Linked DNA regions of Mus musculus: region 1 is linked to region 2. A link is a contact called in ENCODE Hi-C or POLR2A ChIA-PET data. All regions are on one chromosome and are shown on one strand. Each heading gives the region's core, a stretch centred on a gene start or an enhancer-like site at or near the end of the contact. The rest is flanking DNA. Distances are from core to core; before and after follow the strand shown.

Evidence for each region. A loop is a pair of places that touch in the nucleus more often than their neighbours do. ChIA-PET counts read pairs that join two places held with the same protein, here RNA polymerase II (POLR2A).
Region 1: a map of left cerebral cortex shows a loop between it and region 2 (2.7-fold over the local background). The contact joins the enhancer-like site here to the promoter of Ddx56 in region 2. A Hi-C loop is called at or near these places in 4 of 37 maps with a recorded cell type or tissue (all left cerebral cortex). POLR2A ChIA-PET finds 5 or more read pairs at or near these places in 1 of 5 experiments (Patski).

The regions. Positions count from the first base shown.
Region 1 is chr11:5,975,371-5,978,552 of GRCm38, forward strand. All of the region lies in intron 17 of Camk2b (calcium/calmodulin-dependent protein kinase II, beta), which reads right to left. Among named protein-coding and RNA genes, the nearest start is that of Ykt6, 21 kb to the left of the region's middle. Within about 2 kb of position 1,371, at least 1 of the 3 ENCODE cell types and tissues checked has a DNase peak (open chromatin) inside an H3K27ac peak, as active enhancers do.
Region 2 is chr11:6,266,112-6,269,432 of GRCm38, forward strand. Ddx56 (DEAD box helicase 56) reads right to left here and starts at 1,618. Exons shown (of 14, transcript NM_026538.3): 1 at 1,549-1,618; 2 at 1,307-1,468; 3 at 700-860; 4 at 401-571; 5 at 205-295. The coding sequence starts at 1,608.

The DNA of each region.
Region 1 (3,182 bases), core at 121-2,620, 290 kb before region 2:
TCGAGCCTAAAGAAACCTATAACCTAGTCGGTGGGTTGTAGCCTTCCCAAAAAAGAGAGACCCAATGCCACCTGACACCACCCACATTTCCCTACATTTTACTCAGTCTTTTCTTTCCTTCGGCCCAGCAACCCCTCATGGGACAGCAAGATGCCACCATCCAGTCATTCTTGAAGCCCCGTCCTGCAGGACCTCTTCCTCTAGTGAAGCTAGCACAGACCCTACTAGGGCAGAGCAGTGTCATAGCCTCTAAAGTAATGTGGTCACTTGCTGTTCCCCACAGACCCGGCCTAGGACCCGGCCTAGGAGCAGCCACCTGCTCCTAAGGCCGATCGTGTTCCCCCAAAAAAACAATGGGACCCTTGAGATCAATGATAGAGCACTCAGACAGGACAGGTGCTGTCCAGATGCTGTTTGCAGCCACCAGCAGTGAACATCCCACCCCTGCTTTGTAAGAACTGGCTGCTATATACCCCCGCCACCGGTCCCCTTCCCTAGCACCAAAAGTAACCTGGTTGGCTCCTCACACCTCCCTCAACTCTGATCCCCTCTGCAGACCATGGAGTGCTCTAGGGGATTCATGACCTCCAGAGGCTGCCCCTTACACAGCACGAATCTGTTATTCCCCACCGCCACCAACAACCTACAAACTGTAGATGTCCATCCTTGTGAGTTACTGTAACCTCCTCTCTACTCTGGCTGCCTGCAGCACTCCCGGACCCCAGCCTAATAGGTGGAGGTGATAGGGGTGGGTCACCCATGCCCACCTCTCACAGTTACTCACCCAGCCCCTGCCCTGCCATGCCGAGGCCCTGGCCCAGCCTCTTCTCTGAAGGCATCTCAGCGCCACCCCCAGCCCCGTGTGTCCCCGGAGGCGGGGGAAGCGGTGGCTGCAGCCCTGGATGTCATCCATCCCTGTAAGTGATACTGGCAGACAGTCGGCAGACAGGCTAAGGAGCCACCTGCCTGTGCTGCTCTCCCTAACTCGGCCTTAGCCCTGGCTGCCCCGCCCCCAGAGTCCAGCCTGGCAGCCAGCATACCAGAGTTCTTAGGAGTTTCTTCCCCTGTCCTCTTGTCCAGGAAGGTCTACTCTCAGCCTTTCTTAAGGACTCCTTGTGCACTGGTGGGCACCTGCTCGCCACTCTCTCAGTGAAGCGTTTGGGAGCTTCCCCACATACTGAGCTCACACACACACAAACACACATCTCATGACCATAAGGTGCCTTTCCTGAAGCCCACTGCTTTCTTCTCGCATTTTGACACGATTCCCTGACAGATGCCATGACCCCCTATCTCTCCACAAGCTGGTTATTCCCAGAGTCAGGCCGACCAGGCACCACGCTGGGGGCTTGCCCCTCCATGGAGCTGTAAGGGCCACGTGAAATGCTACTTACATGGGGTGGGCAAGGGGCCAGGGAGAGTCGGAGATGGGCAGGGTGGGGGGCCCACTGGTGGGAGGCCCTCAGCTTCTGGGGTCCCTGAGCCCCGCCTCACTGAGTTGAGGATGTCAGAGATCCTGGGGGCTGGGGCAGAACAGACAGACATGAATACAGGTGGGCAGGGACATGCAGGGAAGAAACCTTCAGACCGAGAGCCAAGCCGGACAAGAGGGGCGGCCAGAGGGGGATGTGGAGCATCAGGACACATGGTGACATGGGAGGGGTGAGGTCAGATGGGGGGTAGGGACATAAATGTTGGGGGAGGAGGCACCAGGAGCACAGATGCTTTTGTCTTTCTAGTGTGCGGAGCTGGAAGCTGCCAAGGGCACAGGATGTCCTCCAAGGAGAGGTAACCTGGCCCCAAAGAAGCCAGAGGCCATCACTGCAAGTGACAGGTAGGTAGAGGACTGGATGAGAGGGAGGAGGGATGTTCAGATAGAAGCATTGTTTGGGCCCACGTGGGTAGCTCAGGCCAGTGGAAGGCCAGTCTTCGCTTCTCTTGAATGTCCCCTAAGCGATTTGACCCCGGTTGGGGTTTCTCATTCTGGCACCTTCTTTGACCTCCCCTGCCTCAAATGGTGAGGTGAATGGTGTTCAGGGATAAGGTACATCAAGAGCCCAGGGCTGCTCTGGAGATAGGCTCTGAGGTACTGTGACCAGGGCAGGGTAGGGTGTGAATGTCAGTAAGGCTAGAAAGTTCTTGGCACTGATGGGTTAAGGGCTCCACCCTATTATCCAGGGTTGGGCCCGAGATGAAGTGAGGGTAGCAGCGTGCAGGGAAGGAGAAGGGGGTCTGAGATGAGTCAGAGGCACTGAGCCCAAAAGGGGCAGCCAGGTAGCTGCCCAGCTATGTTAGTGCATATGCCTTGACTAAGGCCACCCATCAGGCATCCTGGTCCAGGGGGAGCTTGGCCGTGCATGGCAGGTGCAGGAGGCTGAGCACTGGCCATTCTCAGCGAGCCCTCGGTAGCAGGGGCAGCAAGCCTAGGAGCTACTACTTACACGGGGTGGGCAGGGGGCCTAGGAGACCCGGAGACAAGCAGGGTGGGGGCCCCACTGATAGGGGTCCCTCGGCTTCTGGGGTTCCACAGCCCCTTCTCACTGAGTTCAGGATGTCAGAGATCCTGGGGGCTGGGGCGGAACAGACAGACATGAACACAAGGCAGACAAACATACGAGGAGACAACAGAATCGACAGGACGGGGGAGGGGAGCCCCTGCTCTTACCACAAGGGAATCTGAGACCTGAGACCTGGCTTCCTATTTGGTGCCAGGTTCAGCAGCAAGAAGCCTCCAGAGATAGAGGGAGGTTTGAGTGGGCCCCGGAGGTCTAGAAGTCATAGCCAAATCCTTCAGGGACTGTCTAGTGGCCATGAGTAGGAAAGTAGGCCAGGACAGCATCCTCACAGAGAATAAAGGCCTCTGGCTGGACAAAGGCAACCCTGGGGAACCCCAGTCTGGGGGCTGTGTGAGGACAGAGCTGGGGCCAACAGTCCAGGCCTGTCCAATCCTTGGCTCTTGAATGGCCCCTCAGAGACTTGCCAGGCCCTTCCAAGTTATCCCCACAGCAGCGGGGCCCAGGCTACTTACACGGGGTTGGAAGGGGGCTAATGGGAACTGGAGATTGGCAGGAGAGGGGGCCCTCGGCTTCGGGGGCTCCTGAGGCCCTCCTCACCAAGCTCAGGACATCAGGGACCCTGGGGGCTGAGGCAGAACAGAAGCAAGCAGTAGATGGTAGACACTC
Region 2 (3,321 bases), core at 368-2,867:
GACCCCAAGTGACTTCCAAGCAAAGCACAGTTTGGACTAGGGAAAGCTATAAATATATAATGACTTCAAGTGACTTCCTTTCAGTGATTAAGAATTAGGAAAGACATACCTAACAAAAATAGTCCCCCCGCAAGCGCCAGAAGTTTCCTGAGAAGGATCAACAAGTTCAGAGACTTGGGTCTCAGTCCCAGATGCTCCACTTACCGGGTTATGCAGTACCAGCTCCTTCAGAGTTTGTACATCCTCATTGAAAGTGGCCGACATGAGAAAAGCCTGGTAAATCCGAGGCAAGTGACTGAAAGAAAGAACAGGGCTTGATCAGGCTCCAGCCCACCCATTCCACTCCAGTCCCAAGTCCAGACCCTTGCAGGTCTAGGAGCCACTTCTGTTTCTTCCTTACCAGAGAAGACTCTTGAGTTCATCCTCAAAGCCAAAGGAAAAAAGAAGGTCAGCTTCATCTACCACCAGCAGCTCTAGGGAGTCCCGGAGTTTCAAGGTGTTCTGCTGCAAGTGGCTTAACACTCGGGATGGGGTTCCCACCACCACATCTGGCTTCTCCATCAACACAGCTCTGCAGGTGGCAAGGATTTAGCAGCCAGACCCTCGCCCTGGCAGACCTGCCCAGGCTAGCCACTCACACCACCAAGGGCACACACTTGCAAAGCGTTCTCCCTTTGGAGGCCTGCAGGTTTCACCCACCTCTGAGAAGCTGAGTCTTCTGCAGCTGAGACGTTAGCCACTCGCACATCCCGAGCACAGTAGGCAGCCAGTTGCTGGATCATGGCCTGGGCCTGCCGTGCCAGCTCCTTGGTAGGAACAAGAACAAGGCCTCTCACAGCCTGCTCCATTACAGGACCTGTCTGTAAGAACACCAATTCAAGACCGTTCAAAGTACTGGGTCCGCCCAAACAGTCAGAACCATGTACTGCAACACAACCACCTAGCTGTGTCCTGATAAACTCTTAATTCTGCCCACCTCACAGCACAGGGGGCAGAGCTTTCCCAGGCACTCAAATTTAGAACTTGCTGAAATCACTTAACGTACTACGGAGCTGATGAGTCCCCCTCTAGATAAAAGGTTACTCAAAATTACAACAGGATGGCGGTCGTGGCACCAAGGCCCGGGTTGAGAGCCAAGTAACCTGAACTCCAGCTCAGAGATTAAGCTGCAAATTGACCAAGTTCTCTATGGGCCGCCTAACACTGACACAGGACCTATAGGAGGAACCTTGGCACAGTCGGGCACTTCATTCCCTATTCTTTTGGAGCGTCCTGCCTCATACTCACTGCTCCTCTCGCTACCCACCGCCTTCTTGTGGAGAAGCGACTGAAGCATCGGAATAGCATAAGCTGCGGTCTTCCCGGAGCCTGTGCGGGCGCGGGCCAGGAGGTCCTTCCCCTCCAGCGCCAGAGGAATGGCCTTTTCCTGGATCAACGTAGGTCGCGACCAGCCCAAATCGGTGACAGCCTAAGAAGGAAGAGGACGCAGCTCAAGCGGCGTGGAGTACAGCGGCACACCGGGTAGCAGCTCCACAGCCTACCCCATACCTGCAGGAGCCGGGGATCCAGGCCCATGTGTTCAAAACCCAGCGCTTCTTGGTCCTCCATGGCGTGACTCCACGCTGTCAGTGCGCACGCGTAGGGCGGGACAAACCAACAACTAATCAGCTCTGGAAGGTACGTCACTTCCTGGAAGTACTTTCTCCTGGGTGTCCGACGTTGCTACCAATTTGTGCTGGCTCTGCGCAGGAGCGTTCCGCAATGCTGTCCCTTGAACGCCCTCCGAATTGTGGATGCCTCTTCTCTGGCGCCTCAGCCTTCCCTGACCCACAGAGTGACGTGGGCAGGGCTTTGCTAGGTTATGGTTGGGATCGACCGCGTTTTGGCTAAAGGGAGGCAGCCGCCACTTAGGCACATGCGCAAAGGAATTAGGGTTCTGTGGGTAACCAGAGGCAAATCTCACTGGGCAGAAATCGCGGCACAAGTTGCTAACCTAAGATAAATGTTAAATCAGGCCTTCAGCTACTATGAAGATTTTCACAAATACTGCCAACACGCGGTGCAATCCTTAACAGCTCTTAGAAGAAGAGCCAAGTTGACTCGAACCCTTCCTGGGACCATCTTTCCCAGAAAACGAAAATCAGACTTTGTTACACATGTTAATAAGGCCCATTCTTTGAGAATTCCTTACCAGGGAATGTCCTTAGGACTTTTTCTTCTGTTTTTGTTTTTTTTTTGTTTTTTTTTTTTTGTTTGTTTGTTTGTTTTTTTCAAGACAGGGTTTCTCTGTGTGGCCCTGGCTGTCCTGGAACTCACTCTGTAGACCAGGCTGGCTTCAAACTCAGAAATCCGCCTGCCTCTGCCTCCCAAATGCTGAGATTAAAGGCATGTGCCATCACTGCCTGGGGAAGATTGATTGATTGGTTTTTTTGAGACATGGCCTCATTATGTAGTGGCTGGCCTGGAACTTGGTAGGTAGACCAGACTGGTTTGACTCAGCCTCCCTAGTGCTGGAATTAAAGGCATGCACTACCACCCTTCCTTGGGACCTCTTAAAACACCTAAAGCCAAAAAAGTGTCAGTTGACCTTAGGCCCATTTCTTCTGGGCGCTGTAACTATTGTTAGGGCAATAACAGAAAAGAGATTGGTGGGGACTAAAAACATTTACCAACAGGGTCTTATAGTGACCACCTATTAAGAAAGGGAAAGCCCTCCTGATAACAGGAGGGGCTGAGCTGAAGGAAAAGACCAATAAAAGGGGTCATTAAGTGGGCAACAGGATCAATGTAGAGCACTTCCCTAGCGTGCATGATGCCTTAGAGTCTCAATCAGCAGCAAAGGAGAGGAAAAGGGGGAGACTTAAGGTGGGGCTAGAAGCCTAACTGCAAAACGCTGGACTCTGGCACCTGTGACTGCAGTGAGCTCAAACTGATGATCTAGATCAGTGCTTCTCAACCTTCCCAATGCTGCTACCCTTTAATACAGTTCCTCACGTTGAAGTGACCCCCATCCAGAACATCATTTTTACTATTTCACAACTGTAATTTTGCTACTCTTATGAATCATGATGTAAATGTGTCTTTTCTGCTGGTCTTAGGTGGACCCTGTGAATGGGTTATTTGACCCCTAAAGGGGTCATGGCCTACAAGTTGAGAATGACTGATCTAGACTAACTCCCTACTTTAAAGTTATCTGGTCAGCAATCTTGGCCATGCTGAATGGCATTCACAAGTTTCAGGAGTTAGGATGGAAATACCTTTGAGGCAGTCATTTTCCTACCTACCATATCCCTCACATACACGACTGAATCTGGCCATAAC